2 separate regions of the Mus musculus genome follow, and region 1 is linked to region 2. Evidence: chromatin contacts called from ENCODE Hi-C or POLR2A ChIA-PET data. All regions are on one chromosome and are shown on one strand. Each heading gives the region's core, a stretch centred on a gene start or an enhancer-like site at or near the end of the contact. The rest is flanking DNA. Distances are from core to core; before and after follow the strand shown.

The links. A loop is a pair of places that touch in the nucleus more often than their neighbours do. ChIA-PET counts read pairs that join two places held with the same protein, here RNA polymerase II (POLR2A).
Region 1: a loop to region 2 is called in a map of heart, with 2.5 times the contacts of the local background. The contact joins the promoter of Trim34b here to the promoter of Trim6 in region 2. A Hi-C loop is called at or near these places in 4 of 37 maps with a recorded cell type or tissue (heart and left cerebral cortex). POLR2A ChIA-PET finds 5 or more read pairs at or near these places in 2 of 5 experiments (both embryonic stem cell).

What each region holds. Positions count from the first base shown.
Region 1 is chr7:104,327,357-104,333,746 of GRCm38, forward strand. Trim34b (tripartite motif-containing 34B) reads left to right here and starts at 2,115. Exons shown (of 7, transcript NM_001243916.1): 1 at 2,115-2,611; 2 at 3,147-3,242; 3 at 3,867-4,097. The coding sequence starts at 2,192.
Region 2 is chr7:104,215,449-104,221,237 of GRCm38, forward strand. Trim6 (tripartite motif-containing 6) reads left to right here and starts at 3,347. Exons shown (of 8, transcript NM_001013616.2): 1 at 3,347-3,435.

The sequences.
Region 1 (6,390 bases), core at 865-3,364, 110 kb after region 2:
TCTTCATAGATGGTTTAAACACCCGCCCGCCATTGTCCAGTACTTTCACTTTTCAGAATTCACCACATCTCCTTTTTCTGAATCTGCACTGCAATGCTAGAGAGTTTAGTCATGGCCAAACACAAAAGATAATTAAGGTCTCTCTCTCTCTCTTAATTAAAAATGTCAATGGAAATAAAGCGTGTTTTGGCATAAAAAAGCATACTAAGCACCCATTTGATATTTATCTAATATGAAATAAATCTACATGCTTATACTCCAGCTAGGAATGAAAATAAGAAGAACTAAGTAGCTTATAGACTATGCAGCTTTTGTTTTCAGAGTAAGCAAACGGTTCAATATAATCTCTTTTACTTTATTTTGTTTTGGGTTTTGGTTTTTGGAAACAGGGTTTCTTGGTGTAGCCCTCCATGTCCTGAAACTAGCTTTGTAGACCCAACTGGCCTTGAACTTAGAGATTTACCTGCTTCGGCCTCCCAACTGCTGGGGTTAAAGGTATATGGCACCACCTCCTGGCTTTCAGTAGGATCATAAGGAAGTTGAAGCTTTAACACAGATGGGCTTTCCTTAAATCTGAGAGGAAGATGTTCCGGAGGAGCTACAGAGAAAGGAACAGGAGGTGGGTGGGCTTGGAATGATGCTGCAGAGAGAATATGGCTGGGGGGTCTCCAAGGTAAAGAGAGGGCTAGGAAGAGACCGCATCCTAATGCCTTCGGATTCTTGCTGTCATCAGAGAAAGAATCCAGAGACGAGGCTATGTGAGGAGTGGGAGGACGTTTTATGACAGAGCAAGTACAGGTCTGGTGCAGGTTGATAATGCCCTCACTTAGGAGGTGTAGGCAGGACAATCAGAAGTTAGGTCCAGGCCAGCCTTGCTTATCCAGCCAGTTTGACACCTGGCCGGGGCTACATGAGACCTTGTCTCAAAAATACAAATTAAAAGAAATAATAAAGAAGAAGAAAAACGAGAATGAGAGAGAACTCAAGGGTGCCACGTGTGTGTGACTTCAGAGGTCAAAAGGGGGTTTCAAATCGTGTAGATTAGAAGTTACGAATGTTTTGAGTCAGCATGCAGGTTCTGGGAACTGAACTTGGATGCTCCGGAAGAGCAACATGAGTCTCTAACCACTGAACCATCTCTCCAGACATCATAGTGATGTTTAAACTTTTCTTTTTATTATTTACCAATCAACTGTAGGTTGAACATCATCTTTTAATGTTCATTAGCTTTTATTAACTTTTAAAAATAACATCTTTGGTTCTTTTAATTTGTGTGTACTTATACAACTTGTACTGATCATATGCATTTACCTCTCTCACTCTTTTGACTCTTTTGGCCCAGAACTTGTCAGTCCTGTTTACCCTTTCAAAGGACTGTCATGCTGGCCCTTTTTATGCCTTTAGTTTCCAGCTCACTAATTTCACCTCTTGTTTCTTTCTACTAATTTTTGGTATCAGCTCTTGTCCATATTAAGATCTTTATTTGAAATACATGATTTATTTTTTTAAAAATTCATTTTATTTTTGATTTTTCAAGACAGGGTTTCTCTGTGTAGCTTGACTGTAGATCATGCTGGCCTCAAACTCACAGAGATCATCCTACCTCTGGCTCCCTAGTGCTGCGATTAAAGGTCTTTGACACCATTGCCCAGCTGTTTTGTTTTGTGGTGTTTTTTGTTTTGTTTCGTTTTAATAATGGAAGCCAGAAAACACACCCCTAAACCTGCCAGGTCCCAATCAAAGTCATTGTCCCAACACTGTACTGCATGGCCAACTACTAGGACGAAAAGTGAGACTTGGTCCATTACCAGTGTGCTATGGAGGTTCCCAGTCTTCTGTTGTTGGACTGCACTTCTGCACAGTGCTCAGGCCTGTTTTACCTGTGTTTTCTGTTCCTTCTGCCTTCTCTTTCCTGTGCCACCACTGCATTCTTCATCTGGAGTGTTTCTGTTCCATTTACCAAATTACTGAGGGTTTGTCCTTTGTTGCAGATTCTGTCTAGTAATGGGTGAAAATTGAGAGCTTTCAACCATCATATTATCTACCTTGAAGGATACTTAGTGGCTGTGTTGTCCTGAGTTGCCTTGGAGAACTGACTCACCATTGTTTTAGAATCTGCCTAGCCATCCAGCAGTCCTTAAGAAAGAAGAGCCTCAGAGACTAGGACAGGAAAAGACACAGGGGCAACATAATGGCCTCAACAGGCCCGACGAATATACAGGAGAAGACCACTTGCCCTGTCTGCCAAGAGCTTTTGACCAAAGCCCTGAGTCTAGGCTGTGGCCACCTTGTATGCCAAGCCTGTCTCATCTCGAACAAGAATGCAGTGATCAACCCCAGAGGGAAAAGCAGCTGTCCTGTGTGTGGTACTAGATTCTCGTTGGAAAATCTACAGGCTAATAAACATCTGGCAAATGTAGTAGAGAGACTCGGGGAGGTTAAATTGAAGCCTGACATTGGGACAAAGAGAGATCTCTGTGTACACCATGGAGAGAAGCTCCTTCTCTTCTGTAAGGAGGACAAGAAGGTCATTTGCTGGGTTTGTGAGCGTTCTCAGGAGCATCGTGGTCACCACACATTCCTCTGGGAGGAAGCAGTCAGGGAATGTCAGGTAAGTCCGTGATGGAGGAAGATAGGGCAGAAAGTGATTCTCAGTAAGAAATATAACCTTGCCATCATTCTTGATTCACATTACCACTGGGTTCCTAACGCCTAGAAATGTCTTTTCTTTCCATTTATGTAAAGGGTTGGCCTGCAGTACACACAATCTCTTGATCAAAGAGCAGAAGGTTTCTGGTCCCTTTCCCTTGCATTGTTTGGGTGGGGAATGCTTCCCAAGCCCTGAGTCCACTGCTCCTCTCAGCAAGGCAACTGCAGGTGAACACTGTGAATTGGGTTTGAGGAGAGGGTGGCATTGCTGCATGGTCTGTACTTAGTCTAAGGGAAAACAGTGTGTAGGTGATGACTTTACTCCTCTAGGGATCAAGAATGCATTCATCCACCTCCTTAGACTTTGTTCTATGTTGTAACACTACACATCAACCTCACAGCTTTTATGAACTGGTCTTTTTCTGGGCACAAACTGGTTTCTTTGTTAGTTCACTGTCCAGGTGGAGCGCATGACCGGTATGATTCCTTTCACGCAGGAGAATCTCCAGAAAGCTCTCACGAGGCTGAGGAAGGAGCAGGAGAAGGTGGAGACATTGGAAGCTGACATCAAAGAAGACAGACTTTCCTGGAAGGCAAGAATGGCTTCCTGAGTGATGCTGAGACCTATTTTAGGATGACCTTCTTTGATCTTCATCCAATTAGGCTCTTTGTTTCCTTGTATTCAATATGTCGAAAGCTACCTGACAAGTTACATTTTATGGTTGAGGGATGGGAGCATATCGTTGTAAATACACGTACATATTTAGAATTGAGTGCAGAGATAAACTGTATAATGTCAAAGGCTGGACGAGTCTTTGTTCTTCTCTTTTTTGACAGTTCTGCTAGAAGATACCATGCAAAACAAACAAACAAACAAACAACCCCCCCCCCCAAAAAAAAACAGTTTCCTCTAGGTTTCAAAACCAGGAGTGCTCATGTAGATGTAGGGAGACACGAGTGCCCAAGACATCTGTCCATCTACAATCTGAGCCTCATCCTAGTTTTACATTATTTTTGGATGAGGAGAGGGCTGTTTATTTATTCTTCTTGTTTGAGTTTGTTTGTACTAAAGGGGAAATAGAAGAGAAGAATAGCATCCTCAACTTGCTGTTATATTCCTATGTCTCCCTTGGCTTGAAGTCCTACTTCCACTGACATCTTCCTTCAGCCTGGGAGACTTGTTACATCTTTCTCTCTCCCAATGTCCATTCCTGCAGCGCCAGGTCCAGACTGAGAGACAAAGGATTCAAACAGGCTTTAATCAGCTTAGAAGAATCCTGGACAAGGAGGAACAGAGAGAGCTGAAAAGACTCAGAGAAGAGGAGCAGATGATACTGGACAGCCTGGCGGGGGCAGAGGCTGAGCTGGCTCAACAGAGTCAGTTGGTGGAGGAACTTATCTCGGATCTAGAGCTGCGGCGTGAGTGGTCAGATACAGAGCTGCTGCAGGTAGGAGGAGCAGCTCGCCCCAGGGTGCAGAGACATGTTCTCTTTCCTTCTTGGAGTTAATAACACAGCATTGGATGCAAGTCATGGAAAAGAATATTCTCTTCTCCTTTCTATTTTCCTACCATGGGGAAGCCCTGTGATATTAGCTGGTAGGGTTGGGGGCGATGTTACACACATTTCCCAGGCTGCAGAAGGTACCTTCTAATCCCACCTGCTCTCTTTCTTTTTACATGAGAGTATGTGGAAGTTTGTCAAATGTGTTCTTCGATTTTTCACCATCATTGAGATTGTGTGGTTTTTATTCTTTATTCTATTAATATGGGCTATCACGTTGATTGATGTCTTTATGTTGAACGAAACCTAATATTTGTTCCTGACTATAATGGCCATGGGTTTCCATATTTGTTTTGTGGTTTAATTTGTGTAGCCCTGGCTGTCCTGGAATTCAATCTATAGACCAGGCTGGCTTCGAACTCAGAAATCTGCCCGCCTCTGCCTCCCAAGTGCTGGGATTAAAGGCATGCACCACCACTACTGGTGTGATTTAAATTTTTTAACTACTTTTTAAAAAATTGTATGTGTGTGCATCCATGTATACATGCACATGAGCCACAGCCCACAAGTAGAGATAAAAGGACAGTTTGTGGGAGTTTGTCCTCTTCCTTTTTTTTTTTTCTTTTGCATGTTTGTTTAATTTTTTTTCATTTTTTTATTAGATATTTTCTTCATTTACATTTCACATACTATCCCAAAAGTCCCCTATACCCTCCCCCTGCTCTGCTCCCACTTCTTGGCCCTGGTGTTCCCCTGTACTGGGGCATATAAAATTTCCAAGACCAAGGGGCCTCTCTTTCCATTGATGGCCGACTAGACCATCTTCTGCTACATATGCAGCTAGAGACACGAGCTCTAGGGGTACTGATTAGTTCATATTGTTGTTCCACCTATAGGGTTGCAGACCCCTTCAGCTCCTTGGATACTTTCTCTAGCTTCTCCATTGGGGGCCCTGTGTTCCATCAAATAGATGATTTAGAGCATCCACTTCTGTATTTGCCAGGCACTGACCTAGCCTCAAATGAGACAGCTATATCAGGGTCCTTTCAGCAAAATCTTGCTGGCATATGCTATAGTGTCTGTGTTTGGTGGATGGTTATGGGATGGATCCCTGGGTGGGACAGTCTCTGGATGGTCCATCCTTTCGTCTTAGCTCCAAACTTTGTCTCTGTAACTCCTTCCATGGGTATTTTGTTACCTATTCTAAGGAGGATTTTCTTTTTCTTTTTCTTTTTCTTTTTTTTCTTTTTCTTTTTCTTTTTCTCTTTCTCTTTCATTTCTTTTCTTTTTTTTTTTTTGTTTTATTCGACACAGGGTTTCTCTGTATAGCCCTGGGTGTCCTGGAACTCACTTTGTAGATCAGGGTGGCCTCGAACTCAGAAAACCGCCTGCCTCTGCCTCCCGAGTGGTGGGATTAAAGGCATGCACCACCACACCTAACGAGGATTTTTTAAAAAACGTATATATCTTTTAAAGATTTATTTATTGTATATAAGTACACTGTAGCTGTCTTCAAACACACAAGAAAAGGGCACCAGATCTTATTATGGATGGTTGTGAGCCACCATGTGGTTGCTGGGAATCGAACTCAGGATCTCTGGAAGAGCAGTCAGTGCTCTTAACCACTGTGCCATCTCTCCATCCCCTTGTCCTCTTCTTCTACTGTATGGGACTGAGGGACTGAACTCAAGTCACCAGGCTTGGCAGCAGGCACCTCTTCCTATTGCCCCTCTTGATTGCCCTCTTTGTCCCTCCTTCGTCCCTCCCCTCCCCTTCCCCTCCTTTTCCTTTTTTTTTTTTTTTTTTTTTGTTGAAGATTTATATATGTAAGTACACTGTAGCTGTTTTCAGACACTCCAGAAGAGGGAGTCAGATCTTGTTACAGATGGTTGTAAGCCACCATGTGGTTGCTGGGAATTGAACTCTGGACCTTCGGAAGAACAGTTGGTGCTCTTAACCACTAAGCTATCTCTCCAGCCCTTGACTGATCTTTATCATTTCTGTACCCAAGCACTGTAGTGCCAAGCTGTATCCTCATTCCAGGGATGCTTTGCTTGCTTCGTTTCTTCTCGTGCTGCTTTAACAATTTTGGTGTTGTCTATATTGGTTGGTTCTGTACTTCTGGGAATTTGTTCATCTCTACTTATCTAATTTTTTTTAACACAGTAAACTGGGGTGGGAATCCAGGGTCTGACACTTGCTAGGTAAGCATCCCACCACCAAGCCATACCCCAGCTCC
Region 2 (5,789 bases), core at 2,097-4,596:
TCTCTCCAACTTCTAAATAAAATATTTTTAAAAGATCTTATCTTCCCATTATCTTGGGGATAGTGATGTTAAAGGCAGATACTTTGTGCCCTAGAAGAAAAGCACTCCATCTAAGATTGAAAATAAAACAACAACAAAACAAATCTAACTCTGAGACCATCTTATTCACACCATCCTGGATAATGAATAAGCAATGAAACTAGCTCCTTGCAGGAAAAGCTCCAGGAAGCTTTGGAACGGTTGAATATAGAACAGAAAATGGTCAAAAGGATGAAAGTTGGTGCCATAAAGATCTTCTGAAAGGCAAAATTTGGCTCCAGAAAAATAGTTTTATTTCTTTATCTGTCTATTTGTTTTCTGAGATAGGGCCTCACTCTGAAAGCCCGTGCTGTCTCAAATTCCCAGCAGTCCTTCTGACTCAGCCACCCAAGTGCTGGCATCACAGGCATAAGTCAACACGTGTGGATCCTTGGAGTAGCTTCAATGAAGTAGGCTAGAAGCCAGTTCTGTCTGATACCAGCATATAAGCTTCTTAATTAACTATGTAGCTGTAACAATATAAATGTAATAGTTTCTTTTTTAAAAAATGTTTTATTTATATATCAGTACTCTGTAGCTGTCTTCAGACATACAAGAAGAGTGCATCACATCCCATTACAGATGGTTAGGAGCCACCATGTGGTTTCTGGGAATTGAACTCAGGACATTTCTGGAAGACCAATCAGTGCTCTTAACCTCTGAGCCATCTCTCCAGCCGCCCTCTCCCCCCTCCCCCTCCCACACCTGATGTAATAGTTTCCTGACCAGCAGGCTGATCTGCAAACACACTTGGAGTAGCCTGCTTTATTACTCCATCCCCTGTTCCTGTTTTCTTTAGGGACAACTAAATGAATTGGAGAGGTGCTAGAATACATCTCTAGCCTCTGCCCTGCAGTGAACTAAAGAGGGAAGTAGGAGACAGAGGTCTGGGGACACATGGTACAAAACAAGGTGAAAGGCAGGCAGAGCTCATGTTCTTCATAGAGAGAGCAAAGTCATGTTCTCCAAGGAGAAGGGGACTCCTGGCCCTGTGGAGACTGAAGAGAGTTTGAGTGCAAAGAGAATAAGGAAAGGGTCCACCTTCAGTTCACACTGCAGGTCTTGGAATAGGTCATTTACCTCCCTGTAGGTTATAAGCCTATAAGGGATAAATTTCACTCACTCCATAGCACAAGGGAGCAGGGCTTTAAAAATCTTCTCTGCGGGGTCATGAGTTGACTTCTGCCCTAGTCTGAATCATCCAGCTACTTGTGCTATTGTGCTAAATAGGTTTCAATGAGTTCTAGACTTCTCAACCTCCTGTACCTCTACAGCAGCTACCTCTGTTTATTCTTACTCAGACTTCCTGGCTGGCTCAATTCTTCAAGGCTAAGAGTTGTATGCATGACTCAGGAGCAAAGCCCCATGATTTCCTTCAAGGATAATGGAACAGAAGAGAAGAGACGCTACAATTCAACAAGCATGGTGGTTTATTCCTTTAATCCGAGCAATCAGGAATGCAGAGGCAGGCAGATCTCTGAGTTCAAGGCCAGCCTGGTCTACAAAGGCATTCTAGGGCAGCCAGGGCAGTTATACAAAGAAACCTTGTCCAAACAAACAAACCAAACAAACAAAGTTACAATTCTGAGAACTGATTTGGAATTTAAAGAGACAATCCAGAGAACCCCCAACCATGATACCAGCAGGCAAACTCAGGCTCCATAGCAATTTTGTGTAACAGAACAACCAAGTCTGGAGTAATCAAAGGAGTGTAAGAACACAGAAATCTTGAAGAACCACACATTCAGAGATCCTCTCATCCCACATTCCCTGTCTTTGAGATCTTACCAAATTCTTCCTCCATATGATGGTGCCACCTATTTGTGCTGTCTATAAATCTCTTTTAGGAGCTAATCCCATTGGCAGAGTGTTTGCCCGGACGCACAAAGCCTGGGTTCAATGCTCAACACTGGATCAGCTGGGGCAAGGGGATGCACGCTTGCAATACCGCCACCACCACAGAAGCAGAATCTGGACCATTCTCAGCTACACAGCAAGTTTGAAATCAGCCTGGGAGAAATATGCATGTCACATCACCCTGTCTCAAAACCAAATAAACCTTACCCTTGTATGTTAGACATTGAGCGTCCCATCTTCTCTGCTCTGTTTTTCTATGATTCTTAAGAATGCTTGCACCAGCCAGGCGTGGTGGCACACACCTTTAATCCTAGCACTTGGGAGGCAGAGGCAGGCGGATTTCTGAGTTTGAGGCCAGGCTGGTCTACAAAGTGAGTTCCAGGACAGCCAGGGCTACAGAGAAACCCTGTCTTGAAAAACCAGAAAAAAAAAAAAAAAAAAAAAGGAATGCTTGCACCATGTTTTCCCATCCTCACTCCAAACATCTATTCCTGACTTGACTTTTCATTTTGTGTTTTAAGTTTTTCGAGGCAAAAACACTCTGTAGCCCAGGCTGGTTTAAATTTATGAGTAATCCTCCTGCCTCAGTCTCCTAATGCTGAATTACAATTGTGAGTCAGCCCAGTTCACAGGCTCATGCAGGTAAGGCAAACAATTTACTGCTGAGCCACTTCCTACTCCACCCCCAGCTCCTCCCCAAAGTCTTTCCCCCTCCCCCCATCTTCTGAGATCAGTTGGGTTGTCAGTCTCCCAAACCAGGAAGTTTGGCATTCTTTTCTTTTCACAGTAGCCCTGCCTTTAATAACTTACAGTCTAGGGGTTAGAGAGGTGGCTCAGTGGTTAAGAGCACCGACTGCTTTTCCTGAGTAGTTCAGTTCAATTCCCAGCAATCACATGGTGGCTCACAACCATCTGTAATAGGAATTCGATGCCCTTTTCTGATGTGTCTGAAGACAGCAACAGTGTACTTATATACATAAAATAAATAAATAAATCTTAAAAACAAACAAACAAACAAAAAACCCAAAACCCTTACAGTCCAGTTCCAGTCCAGTTCAGTTTGCATATGTAAATGTATAAGTACTTCAGTATAAAAGTAGTCTTTTGGTTCCATGCGTTAAAATTAGAGATACACACAGGTAATTTAAAGTTGGCAGATTTTTGTAATCCATCAAATGCAGTCACCTTTTAATTGTATGGCTAGACCTTTTATTCTTTAGACATTTCAATATATTGATAGTGAGAACAGGTGTATTAAACACTTGCATACGGTAGAAAGCCTAAGTCTCTAATGATGATGTTCTTAAAGACTGTTCCATAGACTTGTCTAGGGCATCTTCGCATTTCTGACCCGGGGTTTGGTCCCAGCCAGCACAGGGGTCAGCCCCGCCTCCTCCGCCAGGCCCGCCCCTTTTTCCTGGAGTCCGGCTTTAGTACTGGAAGGAGCCGTCTCCTTGGCTGCAAGTCCTCGGCACTGATCCAGGCACGGATTCCAGATTGGTGAGCAAACCCATTTTCTGACCAGTCGTTGCTGTCCCACTGGTGTGTAGAGTCTGTGCTGCCTTACTATTTGTGTTGGGGCTCACGCGTGCAAGAAGAGTTGCGGGACTGCCTCTTTGAGTTTCCTTGAGTTTGGGAAGCATTGGAGAGGCATGTTCGCGGCTAGGAATAGGCAGTATTCCTATAGCCCTAAGCGGGAAACGGGCGTTGAACCTGGATTTTGGAGGCAAAGGCACACTGCTCTGGGAGATTCCCGTTCGGAGTCCCGAGTGGATTCAGAGGTCAACATCTCCTCCCCCAGCTCCAGGAAGTAGGTTTATTCCCCCCAACCCCCAACCCCCTCCCAAGCAGGCCCGGCTTCTTCCAGGAAGAGTTGGGAGATGAGCTACTCTACCTGCCCCGACCCGGTCTACACCGGCTGCAACCAGTCGGAGCTAGGAGCCCTAGGGCCTCTCCAGAGGAAGCCGAGGCAAGCTGGGCGGAGTTAGGAACAGACCCCAGCCAGGATTTCTGGCCCTCGGAATTAGGCTTCCGGACGTGCTCTGGAGAAGTTTGCCTACCGGGTACTCTTCATCTGCGGACCTTCTCTGGGGGTGCCTACCGCCCCGTTACTCTGCTGAGTCACTTCTGACGGAGGCAGGCCGAGACAGTGAGGTGATTTATTGTGAATAACTTGGCTGAGATAGGGAGCATTGAATTTATGTATTCTAAAAGTATGTATGTAAACTCAATTTTTTTTCAGATATATCCTTCTATAACCCAAGCTACCCTATCGCTAACCATCTTCTTGATTCCAACCCTCTTCTCTGGTGTTACGATTACAGGCCTGAGCTACCGACACAGCAAAGGGACATTTATTTTATCAGTCATTTGAGAAAAATAGGTGTTACAGCTAGTTATGTTGCGTGTGTTTCAGTACAGGACCTGAAAATTGGATGCCGTATGTCCCCAGTCTGTTTATTTAGCCTCTGAGCTTTAACATTAAAAAAAAAAATTTATTTATTATTATACATAAGTACAATGTAGCTGTCTTCAGACACACCAGAAGAGGGCATCAGATCTCATTACTGGTGGTTGTGAGCCACCATGTGCTTGCTGGGGTTTGAACTCAGGACCTTCGGAAGAGCAGTCAGTGCTCTTACCCACTGAGCCGTCTCCTTAACATTTTTTTAATATGTAGCGTGGACAGAGCAATACAATGGGTGGATTCTAGAGTTTTGGTGAACGTTTACTGGGGCAGAGGTCGAAAAACAGCAAACCACCGGGCATGGCAAATTCTCAAACAAGGTTATTATGGGCAAACTCTATGCCTAACTTTTAAAATATGCATTATCAAGCCAGTTTTGGAAATAATATGCTAAGAAGTTGGGGTGTGTGGCTCAGTTGGTACGGTGCTTGTACAAAGTCCTGGATTGGATCCTCAGCATCAAAGAAAGGTAGAAGAGCTGGGGTGATGCTCTAGGGTTCTTGGGGAGTGAGTGGGTGGGGTGGGGTGGGACAAGGTGTAAAATACCAGTACTTGTGGCGTGGAGGCAGGGGAGTCCAAAGTTTAAGGTCACCCTCAGCTACATAGTGAGTTGCTGACAAGGTTGGGCTGCTTATGAACATGTCTCAGAACAAAAAAACGTAAAGGGGTAATAATAAAAGTGTTAAATTTGCTTTATGGTATGTTTAAAAAAAGAATATGACCTCTACTTGTTATGTCTACACAAATTAAAATATAAAGGCTTTAACATTAGGGATTACAAGTGAGATACCACAAGTTTAATAATTGCACAAAATATAATCTACCTTTAAAAACGTAATAGATTATTTAACACTGACTAGAAGAAGATAAAAATATATAGAGAGTAGTGTTTTAGGAATTTCTGAGCCAGGTGGTGGTGGCCCACGTCTTAAATCCCAGCACTTGGGAGGCAGAGGCAGGCGGATTTCTGAGTTTGAGGCCAGCCTGGCCTACAGAGTGAGTTCCAGGACAGCCAAGGGCTACACAGAGAAACCCTGTCTCAAAAAAACCAAAAAAAAAAAAAAAAAAAAGGAATTTCTGGTGTCAACAATCTTTTAAATGTGTAATGAATGATTCTTTGAAAGTAAACTCAGAAATGCTTAAAGCTAATTATATTCAAGTTTTATGTTCACTTAGTTGCTATTAAATAAATTCCAGATAGTAGATCAAGTTGGAATATAATCCTGCATAAAGATAAAAGGAAACATTAGCCAGGAATGCTTGCCGAGCAGAAGTAGACGCAGATGGTTGTCTGTGAGTTCGAGGCCAGCCTAGTCTATAACAAGTTTTTCTTCTTCCCCCTCCCTCTCTTGAGTCCCCACGCAGCCTTGCCCACAGCGGTGCCTGG